Regions from separate parts of the Homo sapiens genome. Here region 1 is linked to region 2. A link is an interaction called in ENCODE POLR2A ChIA-PET data of the cell type or tissue named here. Cell type or tissue: GM12878. All regions are shown on one strand. Links, peaks and the distances in the headings refer to the core of each region. The heading gives the core; the rest is flanking DNA. Region 1 overlaps PRDM5 (PR/SET domain 5). Region 2 has its middle 34 kb from the start of PDE5A.

Evidence for each region. Peaks named below come from ENCODE experiments on the same cell type or tissue, not always from the same donor. Only the 100,000 strongest peaks of a DNase experiment are listed, where the experiment ranks them.
Region 1: POLR2A ChIA-PET joins it to region 2 with 18 read pairs; 1 of 35 experiments calls an interaction of 5 or more read pairs at or near these places.

The regions. Positions count from the first base shown.
Region 1 is chr4:120,763,471-120,767,879 of GRCh38, forward strand. The region is part of intron 13 of PRDM5 (PR/SET domain 5); the gene reads right to left. Among named protein-coding and RNA genes, the nearest start is that of PRDM5, 160 kb to the right of the region's middle. In GM12878, for the core only: no CTCF peak of the experiment used is centred there; a DNase peak (open chromatin) is centred at 2,395.
Region 2 is chr4:119,661,013-119,665,421 of GRCh38, forward strand. No RefSeq gene overlaps it. Among named protein-coding and RNA genes, the nearest start is that of PDE5A, 34 kb to the left of the region's middle. In GM12878, for the core only: no CTCF peak of the experiment used is centred there; no DNase peak of the experiment used is centred there; H3K4me3 peaks cover 1,148 bases; H3K27ac peaks cover 999 bases.

The DNA of each region.
Region 1 (4,409 bases), core at 332-4,331, 1.1 Mb after region 2:
CTGGCAAAAGCAAGGGGACTGTTCCACAAACAGCAGAAAGATCTGAACAATCCAGACACTGGCCAAGTTTTCAAGGTTCCCATCCACAAACAAAAACTCTTCCATGAGTGTTCCACACTGCTATGGTAGGGAACAATTTAAGTCAAGGAAGAAATGTTCTTTATCATTGATGTGGTTTTGTTGTTAGGGAGTCAGAATTTGGTGAGAAAATTATTAATCATTTCACCCAGTAGTTTTCTATTTTTAGGAATTTCTACCAAAGTTTTATTTAACCCAATATTTATGAGTATAGTTGGTGAACCGTGGTCATGGAGTAACTAAGCAGTTAAACCTTAGGTGCCTGCACAAAGAGGAGTTTCCTATAAATAGTGCCAGCAAGGAAGTATCAAGAGTATATAACGTTGAGTAGCAAGAAACCCATAAAATTATTGTCTCTCCCATAAAACTAGAGAAGATTAAAAAAAAAAAACAGCTAGAGAAGATATAAAACCTTCCCCAGCCTAGAAGCATAGTGCCGATTTGCAGAAAAACAACACAGAGAGTTATTCTTGGTGGAAAAATGGTAGCAACAGCAGAAGAAAGCACAAATTAGGGGAAATCAAATCTCCTTTTATTTTCCAAAGGAAAAATGTTGGTGATGCAAGTTTAATAGAGGTATGCTATTATCTAATAATTTACCAATAGATAAAGCTGTTCAAACAGTTGATGTAAACTGTGGCCTAGGCCATATCCATTTTTGAGGACTCCAGTATATAAAAAAAAGAAGAAATGATAAAAATATGAACTACGTAAATGACAGTATATTTTAAATGATCTATCTTATTAGTCTCTGTGATGATATTATTAATTCATTTGGTTATTGTTCATAGCATTATATTCCAGGACAAATGTCACTCTCTCACTTTTCACTCTGTGCCCCTTAATCCAACCTATGACAAACTTTGACATAGCACTATAATTTTTACATTAGAAAATTAGGGCCTCTGATATTTTTGAAGAAAGAAAAAATAGATAATCATATTACTAATGAAAGCCAAAATGAATGTCTGTCTCTTAAGTTGTTAGATATACTTGTCATTAACCCAAAATCAACTGAGTAGGAGCTGAGTATAGAAAAAAAAAACAGTGGAAGAAAGGGTACATTCCATTGATGTGGTTGTGGATCTGAAATTATTTAAAGTGTCAACATAACACTGAGACATCTAAAAACATGCAGTTCAAGACTTTGCTTATAAGAAAATTCCATTCAAACATTTCTTGGGGAAAACCTGAAGCTTTTGAAGTGTGATGCTAAGGAAATCATTTATTTCTATGTCAATTCTACTCAACGTTTCTGTTAACTCTTAGATTATCTGCAGGTAAGAGAATATTTGATTTGGTTTAATGTTAGTAATGAGACAGAAAATAAATATAGCAAAATAAGTTCTCTCTCAACATATGGAGGTCATCTAATTCTTATTAAAAATGTGCTAAAATGTTGTTTTAAAATGTTTACATTTTCGTTTGTGTTTATAATTCAGTAATCATCTAATTTTTTAATAATTTTATTATTGCTCTATAATTACTTATAATTATTTAAAGCTATTGTTTTTATAATGTTGGACAAATATTCTAAAAAGAATAAATTATTTCCTTTAAAAAAGCATTCAAGGAAAAAGAAAAACAGTGGCTAAAATCCAAATACGATCAAATAATAATATACTGATTTTTTATATCTAAGCTGATCACAGGTATTTATCCAAAAAATTACATGTTTCCTAAGACAGTGATTTATTACTATATTCAAATAACAATGTGTAAGCAAGCCTAGAACAGAAGGGCCTACACAGTCGGTATCTATTAACACAGAAAGCTGGTTGGAACTGTAGGCAAGTAATTAACCTTCTGGCCCAGAGCTTTAAAAACCCAAAAGCAGTTCCTAGAATTTCTTCCATAATTTATGAACAACTGATGGAATTCATGTCACAGTCCGTGGATTCCCTTGCTGAATTAACCTCAGCTCTCACTGACCCTAAGAAGCTATAAACCAACAGGAGACTGTGCTCTACTATTTCAGCTGACCCACAGAGTGCCATCTCTGTTGTTTCAGCATAGGAAGCCGGATGATAAATTACAGAGCTGCCCGCCAGGCACAATCCTGAACATTCCCCTTCAATGAAGATGACAGCAACACACTGTACATGCACATTCACTCACCCTAAACCAGCCCTGTTTGACAGCAAATCCTCATCTACATTCTATAGATGATCTATATTCTGTAGCTAAAGTTTATGAAAAGATAAGCATAATGACACTGGGAATAGAGGGTCAAACAGTGTATCAAGGGAGTATGAATACCTGTGACTAAATACAGAAACAAACACATCAGCAATGTTAGCAGCAATAGCTCACAGTATCACATGCTTACATTGTGCAGGCACTGTGCAAAGTTATTTATATCTTCATTTGTTCCTCAAAACAACACTATGCAGTTGGGACTTTTTTTTTTCTTTCTTTTTTTTTTTTTTTAGACAGAGTTTCACTCTATCGCCCAGGCTGGAGTGCAATGGCACGATCTCAGCTCACTGCAACCTCCACCACCTGGGTTCAAGCGATTCTCCTGCCTCAGCCTCATGAGTAGCTGGGATTGCAGGTGTGCACCACCACGCCCAGCTAATTTTTGTATTTTTAGTAGAGATAGGGTTTCACCACGTTGGCCAGACTGGTTTCGAACACCTGACCTCAGGTGATCCCCTGCCTCGGCCTCCCAAAGTGCTGGGATTACAGGCATGAGCCACCACACCCAGCTGGGACTATTATTATTCCATTTATCAGAGATGAGGAAACCAAGCTTCAAGGAAATTAGCCAACTCATTAATGTTCATTCAAGAAGGAAATAAATAGAATGGAGTTTGAAGCCCATAATCTGACTCCAGAATCAATACTCTGGATATAAAGGTGGCATTAAATAACAATGTATTACAAATACTAATTTTACGGTAGCAAAGTTTCTCCATAGCTGGAGTTAAGTTCTCAGTTGACCATAGGTAACAAACTATAGTTTCTATGTTAAAGTTATCTTCAATTGGTTGATATATCAACAAGAAAATATTGTCAAACATGATGAAAGGAGTGTATGTAGTTCTATGGTATGTTCAAGAGTAACAGCAGGGGTCAGGGGGTATGTCAAAGAATAAGAAATAAAAATATCAGCAATGTGATATATTGGAAAAAGTTTAAGCCTCGGTTTAGTTCTAGCTGAACCACATACAAGTTTTATGACCTTAGGCAAATCATTGCACTTTGCTTGGCATTATTTCAAATAAGAGGCTTGAACTAGATTTCTGAAACCCTTTCTATTCTAAAGTCAAGAATATTATTTTTTATTCTAAAAAAGCAGATGCCTTGTGCACACTTGCCACATTCTCATTCTAATTACCAAACTGTGCAGAATGAATGGACTTTAGAAGGTGGATACAAGATTTATAAAAAATAACATTTTCAAGGTTAATGGAAAAAACAAAGTCTTGTCAGACTACAGAATGGTGGTAATGCGAACAAGGGGGAAGAAGGAGGATGCAGAGCGGAACGAAGGGGAAGCAAGGATACAACCAGTTGGTTATTTAAGGTAGTGAAGGATAAAATCAATCATAAAATGAAGGAATTGAAGGATGTTTTTAATTTTAGGCACTATCAACAAAAAATAAAAACATAAATACTAAAATTCCTCCCACGACTAACAGGTAATAATCCAATAGCTAATTTATCACTGTCTTGTAGAATGACCGTTAGTCATGAGCCAATTAACAAAAACACTTGTTTTAAAAAAAAAATAATATGTATGAAGGAGACTGCCTTTAATGTTCCATAAAAGAATACTGTCACTGTACTGGACAGGAAATGTTGAAAAACGCCAACTGGCAAATTGGAAGGAAAAACCATAAACTGGAGTCTTATTTCCTCTTCATAAAACTGAGTGTTATTTGATATCATAAAAAAGAAATTTGATTTCCGAAATTGTTGATGGACAGTTTGAATACTATAAAAACAAAGTTAAACTGACACCTTCAGGCATACTTGGTATGGGATTAAAAGACTAACTCCATAAAAATCTCATCACATTGCAGTATATTCAAAGGTCCAACTGCCAATTAGTAACCATTTCCTAGAAATAAAAAAAGGGAAATTTAGTAAATATAACTTAATCATTATTTCCTCTGTATGTTACTGCCCACTATAAAGCTGACTAGCAGAAAATGAACAAGTGAATGTGTGATATGGTCTGGCTGTGTCCCCACCCAAATCACAAATTGTAGCTCCCATAATTCCCATGTGTCATGGGAGGGACCCGGTGGGAAATAATTGAATCACAGGGTGATCTTTGCTGTGCTGTTCTTGTGATAGTGAGCGAGTGTCACAAAATCTGATGG
Region 2 (4,409 bases), core at 217-4,216:
CTCCCAGTTCAAGCCTATCTTTCTTACCAGTAAAATTTCTTGTTTTTGTTGTCTGCATTTCTAGCAAAATTACATCTAATTTTTGTGACAGGAGCTTGTATAATGGGCTATAAAAATAGTTCTCTCCCCTGTCCTCCCAAGGATATGATATTATGCTTATTCAACTAACAATTTGAGGAAGATTATCTTCCCTCAAATACATGAAGAGGAGCAATGAACAAAGCCATGTGTTTTAGGCACTAGAATTAAAACTAGTGAAGCCTAGTGCATATCCCATTTATCATGCAGTTTATATCATGAAGGAACTTATCACTGCTACAATTGGCATGTACATTTGTAAAGTCTAGGACTCACAAGTACGTCTGTAAATGGAAGATCAAATCCAGAGTTCCTGCTGGTATTGCATCATTTGTTTCAATTTGAATGTATAAATCAATCACATATTCACAGTCCATAAAGTTGATCAGAGTGCAGCCTGGAGGATAAGGTTTTATGGTTCCAGATATTGTCAGATCTTTCAAGTTTGGTTTGTATTAAGTCATCCACTGAATGTCATATTTTTAGAAGAATTTTTCTTTCAGTGCCAGTTGCATTCAATTTCTGTATGGGAGAAGAGGCATTCTGACCCTAATTAATATATTCAGTGAGTTCCAGAGGTCCTATGTAATATAACATATTTTCATAATAACTTTCAACAACATTAGAAGTCAGGGATTTAAAGTTCTCTCTCATCTTGTTTACTTCATTTTACAAATTCTTATTATTAGAATGATTTTAGAACTCTAATTTTGGAAGTAATACCTTCTAGGACCAAGACCAAATTTTGCAAAACAGATGCCTGGCTGTGATCTTGGTCAAATTATGGAATCATGTAAAATCTCAGTTTTCCCATATATAAAATGGGTAATAATAAAACAGCAAAGCCTCCTTACTTGAGCAGGATTGATACTGGAAGAAAAACCCGTTTAAAATGTATCTACCTCAAATAGCATAAAAATTGTAAAGCAAATTGTAAAAAGTTTGAAAACTCATCTTAAAAAATTTGAGCTAGACTATATGAAAATGAATTCATTCTAATTCATAGCTAACATTGCAAAAGGTATGTTATTTCTCAGCAGAAATGAGAATGAATCAGATATTAATTTTTGCTATATTTTTTGGGATAAAATTATATGATGATATGATAGACAATCTTCACTTGAGACTTAGCTTTTAAAGCAGGATAGAAATCTCTTAATATTTAAATTATTCTTTGTGAAGAACATATCCTGTCGACAATTTTAATTTTCTCTTTTTCAGTAGTTAGCTACTTTAATCTCTGCCAGATCCTCATTTGTCAATGCTTCAGCCAGTGATGTGAACAGAATTCCAACATATTTTTTTATCCATTTCATGAATCTCCTTCTTTATCAAGACCTGCAATTGTGCCTTGCTGTTGGTTTTCACTGTGTTTACTGGATGTTTGATACAATGAAGAAGAAACTGAGGGACAAAAACGTTGGCTCTTGCACTGGGATAGATGCAGGCATTAAGTGAGAGTGACATATGTTTGAGTAGGAAGCCATTCTACAAGTGGGGAAGTCATTAGTTAATATCTCATGTTATAGTAACTTTTACTTTCCTCTTAACCATGGGGACCCAGTAAATGATACTAATATAAGGTCTCTGTAACTCACCTAATTATTGATATGGTTTGGATCTGTGTCCCTGCCCAAATCTCATGTCAAATTGTAATCCCCAGTGTTGGAGGTGGGGCCTGATGGGAGGTGAGTGGATCATGGGGGTGGATCTTTCAGGAATGGTTTAGCACTGTCTTCTCTGTGCTGTTCTCGTGATGGCAAGTGAGTTCTCGTGAGATCTGGTTGTTTAAAAGTGTGTAGCACCTCCCCACCCCAACTTCCTTCTGCTCTGGCCATGTAAGATGTGCCTGCTTCCCCTTTGCCTTCCACCATGATTGTGAGTTTCCTGAGGCCTCCCCAGAAGCAGATTCTGCCATGCTTCCTGTACAGCCTGCAGAACTGTGAGCCAATTAAATGTCTTTCTTTAGAAATTACCCAGGCTCTGGTATTTCATTTTAGCAGTATGAGAGCAAACTAATACAAGTATATTACTGAGAAAACTAAATGAGAGAAAATATCTAAGACACTTAGCACAGTGCCTGACATATATTCATTAAACTATACATATTAGTGATGGTTATTACTATCACTATTTTACAAACATTCTCTAACAAAGGCAGTTAACTATAAATGATTAATCTTTGGGGCACTCACTTAGCAGAGTAGACATAACCATCTAGTACTTCACAAACTTTTAGATTCACAGATCACTACAGTGACCTGAGTCACCTGCTTCATTTATTTAGCTCACCAGACTTTACTGCCAGAAACCAACAGACAAAAAATACTTTTCAAAAACCCAGCCTATTCATGCTGTAGCCCAACCTACTCATGCTGTTTTTCTCTTTAAAGGGAGGGCATAGAAGGCAGAGATAGTTTAGGATTCTAAGTCAGAGATTGAGAAGGAGAATGGCTTTGGGCTAAATCAGTGACTGAATGAGGGATCAAGACAGTGTGTCAGCAGCAATTTCTTTTACAGACTTTGCCTCCTTCCTTTCCTCTCCTCTTTCTTTCTGTTTCAGTTTGTCTGCAGTCCTCGGAGCTAAGATAAACATCAAAAATAAAAGTAAGATTCAATAACAATTTTTATTATAATGACTTTTATTTGAAGTTGTGGAGAAAAGAGGCAAAAAATGAAGATAATTGGAAAGACAGATAACCCAGGCTGAGAGCACGCAGTGCTCAGATTCTGGATGTGCAATCAAAATGACCTGATAACAGATAAATTGAACCTGATATAGGATGGTTATCACTTATTTAGTTTGACCCCCCTTTCTATCCTTACTCTCTCTCCTAACTTTATTTTTAAAATGTGGGTTATCAGATCAGTAGATATTTTAATTGTCTGGTTCAGTGCTTCTCAAAATTAATGTGCGTAAGATTCACCTGGGGATTTTGGTAAAATGCAGGTTCTGACTCAGTAGGTCTAAGTCCGTGTTTCTAATAAGCTCCCAGGTGATGTTGATGCTACTGGTCCTGGGCCAAGCACACACTTTGAGGAACCTAAGAATCTAGTATATTCGCAGGAACGTTCAGTGGGATAAAATTAAAGGCTTTCTTGATGTGTAAAGAGATTAAATGTAGTACAGTTTTCCCTTTACTCCCTTTATCAACATTACTTTGCCATATATCAGGAAGGGAAATTAAACTGTTCTTTCTAACACTATTTGGGCTTGTACAACCATGCAAATTACTCTATTTTTGGCCCTTCAAGGACATTTCAAAATGGTGATGTTCTACTTTCTTTTCGGGGTGTTAACATTAAGCTGACTCATCCAATTTTGCTTAGACAAAATTGTGAAAGTAAATGGTCTTTGGTTTTCCTGGTTTCCAGGTTACCTTATGATGTCTTGCCTTTTCTCCTCAATGATGGCTCTACACTTGTTCTAATTAGAGAGCAAAGAAATAATAATAATAGTGTAAGACAGAGGGGAATGCAGTATTAAGTTCCTATTATGTGACATATACTGCTGCAAGTGCTGGAGACACAGTGATAAAACAGAAATGTGTCTAACTGCCTTTTCACTTTAATCCAGTGAGATGCATATTCTTTTCATGATACGAATGAGAACTCTGTGAGGTAAATAACTCAGCAGTGCCACCTGGTAAGTGGCAGAGCAGAGCTATGAATCCAGTTCTTTTTGAATCCAAAATTCTTGCTAAAGCTCCTGAACTCATTCTGAACAGGAATTTGCCTACCCCCTTACCGCAATAAATAACTTAGAGGTTTTGCATTTTTTACCATTCAAAAAATGTTCTATTTCTCTTTCTTATCCTTTCAGAATAAAACTGCTGATGCTTTAGTGACAGGTTTCAACATGTTTTGTAAAAAACGATCCAAGGAATTCAAACATAGAGTATTTTCAGATTGCTTTACAATTCAGTTGTTTTTCTCATTTTACTGTGATTTCCTATGTTTGATATTTTTTAAAAGACAAAGGAAAATCCTACTATACACAGAAATCAATTCAAAGTGGTATTGTAATCTAAATGTGAAAGGTAAAATAATAAAGTTTACAAAGATAACCCAGAAAACTATCTTTATATACGTAGACTAGAGAATGCCTTCTTATGCAGGATACAGAAACTACTCATCATAAGGTAAAGTATTGATAAATTGAATTATATTACATCTTCTGTTGATAAAAACATAGTATTAAGAAGTAGAAAGTCAAGCCACAAAATAGGAGAAGATATTTTCAACACATAAACCAAAAAAGGACTCTAGCTGGCATATTGAAAATAAAAGGAATATCAAGAATTAAAAAAATTAGCCAGGCATGGTGGCAT